2 separate regions of the Homo sapiens genome follow, and region 2 is linked to region 1. A link is a contact called in ENCODE Hi-C or POLR2A ChIA-PET data. All regions are on one chromosome and are shown on one strand. The core of a region is the stretch at or near the end of the contact, and the rest is flanking DNA. Distances in the headings are between cores, read along the strand shown. Region 1 overlaps LRRC38 (leucine rich repeat containing 38). Region 2 has its middle 21 kb from the start of LRRC38.

Region 1 (2,862 bases), core at 270-2,769:
GTCTCAAAATTAAATAAATAAATTAATAAAATTAAAAAAAAAAGACACTGTGCCTCGAGGGAGCTTGTTGGGAGGGGCTGGGCCAGGCTGGTGCAGCCCTAGGTCTCGTGCCTGGGAGAGTGGGAGGCACGATGCAGTGGCCAAGCTCCAGAGCCAGACCAGCTGGGGTCAGGCCCAGCTCTGGCATTTCCCTGCTACATGGCCCCGGGCAAGTCACTTGCCCTCTCTGTGCTTCAGTTTGGTCAGCTATAAGATGGGGATACTTAGAGTGGCCTTCTGATCAGGTTGGCCTGAGGAATAAACAAGGCTAGTATGTTTTGTGAAGCTTGAAGTGTGCTAGGCACACACCAGGTGCTGTGAAGTATTGGCTTTCCTTCACTATTCTTAACTTAGACAGCTGACGGGATAGGTCAGGAAAAGGAGAACATTCCAAGGTCAGGTAGGAACATTGCAGGGATCCCATGGTCACCTCCATGTGCCGCATGCCAGCCCATCCTTCCACTGTCCTGCTGATCCAGCCCCCAAAGCCCCCTCTGTGAGCTTGCCCTTGACCTGTCTTGTGGGGCGTTGCACTTTCTTTTTTTTTTTTTTTTCCGAGATGGAGTCTTATTCGGTAGCGCAAGCTGGATTGCAGTGGCGTAATCTTGGCTCACTGCAGCGTTTGCCTCTGGGGCTCAAGAAATTTTCCTGTCTCAGCCTCCCAAGTAGCTGGGAGTAGAGGCGTGCGCCACCACACCTGGTTAGTTTTTTTGTTATTTTTAGTAGAGACAGGGTTTCACCATGTTGCCTGGGGTGGTCTTGAACTCCTGCATTCAGGCGATCCACCCGCCTCAGCCTCCCAAAGTGCTGGGGTTACAGGTGTGAGCCACCGTGCCTGGCCAGGCTTTGCACTTTGTCCTTTAAGTGTCCTCTTTTGTGCCTGTGTCCCTATGCCTCTCCTGTAAGACCTAAGCTCCAAGAGGCCAGGGCCACCTCTCTCTGTCTCTCTCTCTTCCTCCCACTCTCCCTGCCTTCCTTCCATCTTCCCTTCCTTCCTTTTGTATCCTGCATGGCATGTAGCATGAAGCCTCACCTGTTTTGCTTAATGCATGAATTAAAGGAAGCCATTTAATAACTAAATGTCTATTTATTGACTAAAAATAGGCCTGTCTTAGAAGGTTACTATCTTAGTCTTCTCAGGCTGCCATAAGAAAACACCATAGATTGGTGGCTTAACAAGCAGGCATTTATTTCCTCACAGTTCTGGAGGGTGGAAGTCTGAGATCAGGGTGCCAGCAGGGCTGGGTTCTGGAGAGGGCTCTCTTCCTGGCTTGCAGATGGTCGCCTTCTTTCTGGGTCCTCACATGGCAGAGAGAGAGAGAGAGAGAGAGAGAGAGAGAGAGAGAGGGAGAGAGGGAGAGAGGGAGAGAGAGGGAAAGAAAGTGAGAGGCAGAGACAGATTGGGAGAGCTCTCTGGTGTCTCTTCTTCTAAGAACACATTGGCCGGGCACGGTGACTCATGCCTGTAATCCCAGTACTTTGGGAGGCCAAGGCGGGCGGATCACAAGGTCAGGAGGTGGAGACAATCCTGGCTAACACGGTGAAACCCCGTCTCTACTAAAAAAATACAAAAAAAATTAGCCGGGCGTGGTGGTGGGTGCCTGTAGTCCCAGCTACTCTGGAGGCTGAGGAAGGAGAATGGCGTGAACCCAGGAGGCAGAGCTTGCAGTGAGCCGAGATCATGCCAGTGCACTCCAGCCTGGGCGACAGAGCGAGACTCCATCTCAAAAAAAGAACAAAAAAAAAAAAATAAAAAAAACATAAGAACACTAATCCCTGGCCAGATGCTGTGTCTCACATCTGAAGTCCCAGCACTTTGGGAGGCCAAGGTAGATCTCTACTAAAAATACAAAAAAATTAACTGGACATTGTGGTACACACCTGTAATCCCAGCTACTTGGAAGGCTGAGGCAGGAGAATCGCTTGAACCCAGGAAGCAGAGGTTGTGGTGAGTCGAGATCGCGCCACTGCCCTCCAGAGTGAGACTCCATCTTGTTGGAGGGGGTGGGGAGGAAGAACACTAATCCCATCAGGACAGCCACACCCTAGTTACCTAATCTCATCTAACCCTAACTGCCTCCCAGAGGCCTCACCTCCAGATACCATCACACTGGGGGCTAGGGCTTCCACATATACATTCTGGGGATCTAAATGTTTAGTCCATAATAGCCACCTAATGGCTGGGCCTGGTGGCTCACGCCTTTAATCTCAGAGCTTTGTGAAGCTGAGGTGGGAGGATTGCTTGAGGACAGCAGTTCCAGACCAGCCTGGGTGTATTAGTCTGTTCTCGTGCTGCTAATAAAGACATACCTGAAACTGGGTAATTTATAAAGGAAAGAGGTTTAATGGACTCACAGTTCCACATGGCTGGGGAGGCCTCACAATCATGGTGGAAGGTGAAGGAGGAGCAAACTCACGTCTTACACGGTGGCAGGCAAGAGCGCATGTAGAGGTGAACTCCCATTTCTAAAAACATCATGGTAGTGAGACTTATTCACAACCAGGAGAACAGTATGGGGGAAACCTACCAACCCCGTGATTCAATTATCTCCACCTTAACAGCTGGGGATTATTACAATTCAAGGTGAGATTTGGGTGAGGACACAGCCAAACCATATCACTGGGCAACAGAGCGAGACCCTGTCTTTACAAAAAAATTTAAAAGTCTACATAATAGCTATATACTTAGTAGAGCATTTCACTCTAAAGCAGTGATCCTCAACTGAGGTGACTTTGTCCTCCCCACCCAGGGGACACGTAGCAATGTCTGGAGACAGTTTGTTTATTTTTTAGACAGAGTTTCGCTCTTATTACCCAGGCTGG
Region 2 (3,101 bases), core at 336-2,835, 54 kb before region 1:
GTAGACCAGATACCCAGAAGGACTCTATTTTGCAGGGCCTGGAAACAGGATGGGAAACTGGTAATTAGGTGTCACTTCCAATGAGGCATTCCCCCTCACCTCCTCTCATCCTTTCCAGCGATAACATCCACCCTCTGCTGAGGTCATTCGCTCCCTAAAGAATCAGACGGCTGGCCTCCTGTTAGACGCTGGACAGTTTCCAAATTCAGTGTCTCCAATCTGATTTGAGTGGCTCTGCCTAAGTGCTTCCCTTTAAAACCAGAGATGATTAACAGCATTTCCCTGATGAGCCAACCATGTCTGGATTAGAGTTGAAGGACTGTTGGAACCAAGAACTCACACCCATGGAACTGGCCTCTGGAGTGGGGACAGTCTTGTGGGACTGAGCCCTGGGGTCCTCAGAATTGTACCTTCCAGCCGGGTGCGGTGGCTCATGCCTGTAATCCCAGCACTTTTGGGAGGCCAAGGTGGGCAGATCACCTGAGGTCAGGAGTTCGAGACCACCCTGGCCAACATGGCGAAAACTCCATCTCTACTAAAATACAAAAATTAGCCAGGTGTGGTGGCATGCGCCTGAGGCAGGAGAATCACTTGAACCCAAGAGGCGGAGGTTGCAGTGAGCCGAGGTAGTGCCACTGCACTCCAGCCTGGACGACAGAGCGAGACTCCATCTCAAAACAACAACAAGAACAATAAAAGAGAATTATACCTTCCATTACCTTCCTTTCCTCCGAAGTACTTGGTCCAGGGCTGATTAAGGGCTCTGTGTGCACACAGGAGGTGCTCAATAAATGCTTACAGACTAACGTGGTTCTTCAGACATACAATTTGCTCATTTTGCTTAATCTATTCCTTTTCTTAAATGATTTTAGGCTTGCCATGCCCCACCTATTTCCCTTCTGCCACTCAATCCCCTCCAAGGCCTGCTCTACCTTGTTCATCAAAGGCCCCACCTGTAAACTGCTAGGACATGTGTTCATGTCTGAACCCATCACCTGGAGATAGGATGGGATCTGTTAAAGAAAATCATTCATGACAATTGTTAAAGCGGTGAGGCAGGCTTTATTCTGGACTATCAGGACAGGTATAGGGATTGCTGTGATGGGGTTTTGCAGTAGTGGAGAAAGATTGGCTTAATTCCCAGTACAAAGAAAAGCGAGCATTTACAGCCAAAGAGTTGGGGGAGCGGGGGAGGACAGGAAAACTGTTGGGAAGAGAAGACAGAAAGCGTAGTGAGAAGACAATTGAAACATGTCTTGGGGATGGAACCAACAACCCTCAACTTCAGAGGAACAGTGAGTGTACCATTCTCTGACCTGCCGGGTGGTAAGTTACTGTGGGCTTATTTCATCTGTTGACCTAGCCCGGCCACTTATTAGACAGAAGATTCCCTAGGAAGGAACTTCAGGCATCATCTAGCCCAACAGGCTTATTTTAGAAACAAGACAGAAGACAAGAGCGGTGACAGATTTGCTCAAAATGACAAGTGAGTTAGAGGCTGCACTGGCCCCAGAAGACCGACCTGCTGACTCGTAATTCTGGGCTTTGTCATCTGCCCAGAGCTGTACAGATAGTGACAACCATGGGTGTGCTGGGGCCAACGCCTGCCCCTCCTACGAGCCAATCATGTCCAGGAATTTTGCAAGGCAGTTGATAAACACAGCTATTATTAAAAATTAAATTATATAAACTTACAACTAAGTGAATTATATTAAAAAGGAAAGTAATCATGGATGTTCACAGCAGCACTATTTACAATAGCCAAAAGGTGGAAACAACTCAAACGGCCAGCAGCAGGTGGATAAACAAAATGTGGCCTATCCATACAATGGAATATTATTCAGCTATAAAAAGAAATGAAGTACTGGGGTCAGACACTGTGGCTCAGGACTATAATCCCAGCACTTTGGGAGGCCAAGGCAGGAGGATAGCTTGAGTTTAAGACCAGCTTGGAGTTCAAGACCAGCCTGGACAACATAGCAAGATCTTGTCTCTACAGAAAATTAAAGAAAAAAAATAAGTTGGGCATGGTGGTAGTAGTCTCAGCTACCCATGCTGAGGAAGGAGGATTGCTTGAGGCCAGGAGGTTGTTGAGGCTGCAGTGAGCCACTATCATACCATTGCTCTCCAGCCTGGGCAACAGAGCAAGACCCTATCTCTAAAACAAAAGAAATGAAGCACTGATACATACTACAATATGGATGAACTTCGGAAACATTAGGCTCAGTGAAAAAAGACAGACACAAAAGGCCACATATTGTAGAATTCTATTTATACAAAGTATCTACAATAAGCAAATTGATAGAGACAGAAATCAGATTAGTGGTTGCCAGAGGAAAAGGGATTGGGTATAACTGCTTACTGAGTAGGCAGTTTCTGTTTGGGATGATGAAAAAGTTCTGGAACTAAATAGTGGTGATGGTTTCACAACACTGTGAATATACTTAATAATACTGAATTGTACAAAGAAAATGATTAGAATGAGGCCAGGCATGGTGGCTCACACCTGTAATCCCAGCACTTTGGGAGGCTAAGGTGGGTGGATCACCTGAGGTCAGGAGTTTGAGACCAGCCTGGCCAACATGGCGAAACCCTGTCTCTACTAAAAACAAAAAAATTAGCTGGGCATGGTGGTGTGCACCTGTAATCCCAGCTACTCGGGAGGCTGAGGCAGGAGAATCACTTGAACCCTGGAGGCAGAGGTTGCAGTGAGCTGAGATCACAACAATGCACTCTAGCCTGGGTAACAGAGAAAGACTCCATCTCAAAAAAAAAAAAAAAAAAAAAAAAAGGAATGATTAGAATGGAAAAAAATAGAAAAGGTAATATATACTCAAAACCCATCTTGTCCTAATCATTTTACTACTTTTACTATTGTCTGTGCTTTTGTGATTATTGATATCTGTGTATCTGTATGGTAGAAATTCAAATAGAATAGAAATTAGAATAGAATAGAATAGAATAGAATAGAATAGAATAGAATAGAATAGGATTGTAAGAGCAAAATAAAAATCCATATCTATTCCCAAGTCCATGTTTGGCGACAGCATCTTGGCGGCTTGAAACCAGCAATGGTGGGAGTACTGACACCACAGCAATTG

The links. A loop is a pair of places that touch in the nucleus more often than their neighbours do. ChIA-PET counts read pairs that join two places held with the same protein, here RNA polymerase II (POLR2A). Pooled maps may share reads with other maps.
Region 2: a map of PC-9 shows a loop between it and region 1 (17-fold over the local background). The contact joins two enhancer-like sites. A Hi-C loop is called at or near these places in 8 of 168 maps with a recorded cell type or tissue (PC-9, Right ventricle myocardium inferior, cardiac septum and 4 more), 1 of 37 single-sample maps with no recorded cell type and 13 of 50 pooled maps. POLR2A ChIA-PET finds 5 or more read pairs at or near these places in 1 of 52 experiments (activated CD4-positive, alpha-beta T cell).

Annotation. Positions count from the first base shown.
Region 1 is chr1:13,480,313-13,483,174 of GRCh38, reverse strand. All of the region lies in intron 1 of LRRC38 (leucine rich repeat containing 38), which reads left to right. Among named protein-coding and RNA genes, the nearest start is that of LRRC38, 32 kb to the left of the region's middle. Within about 2 kb of position 1,519, at least 2 of the 41 ENCODE cell types and tissues checked have a DNase peak (open chromatin) inside an H3K27ac peak, as active enhancers do; they include gastrocnemius medialis and psoas muscle, where a contact is called at or near this core.
Region 2 is chr1:13,533,860-13,536,960 of GRCh38, reverse strand. No RefSeq gene overlaps it. Among named protein-coding and RNA genes, the nearest start is that of LRRC38, 21 kb to the right of the region's middle. Within about 2 kb of position 1,585, at least 4 of the 41 ENCODE cell types and tissues checked have a DNase peak (open chromatin) inside an H3K27ac peak, as active enhancers do; they include gastrocnemius medialis and psoas muscle, where a contact is called at or near this core.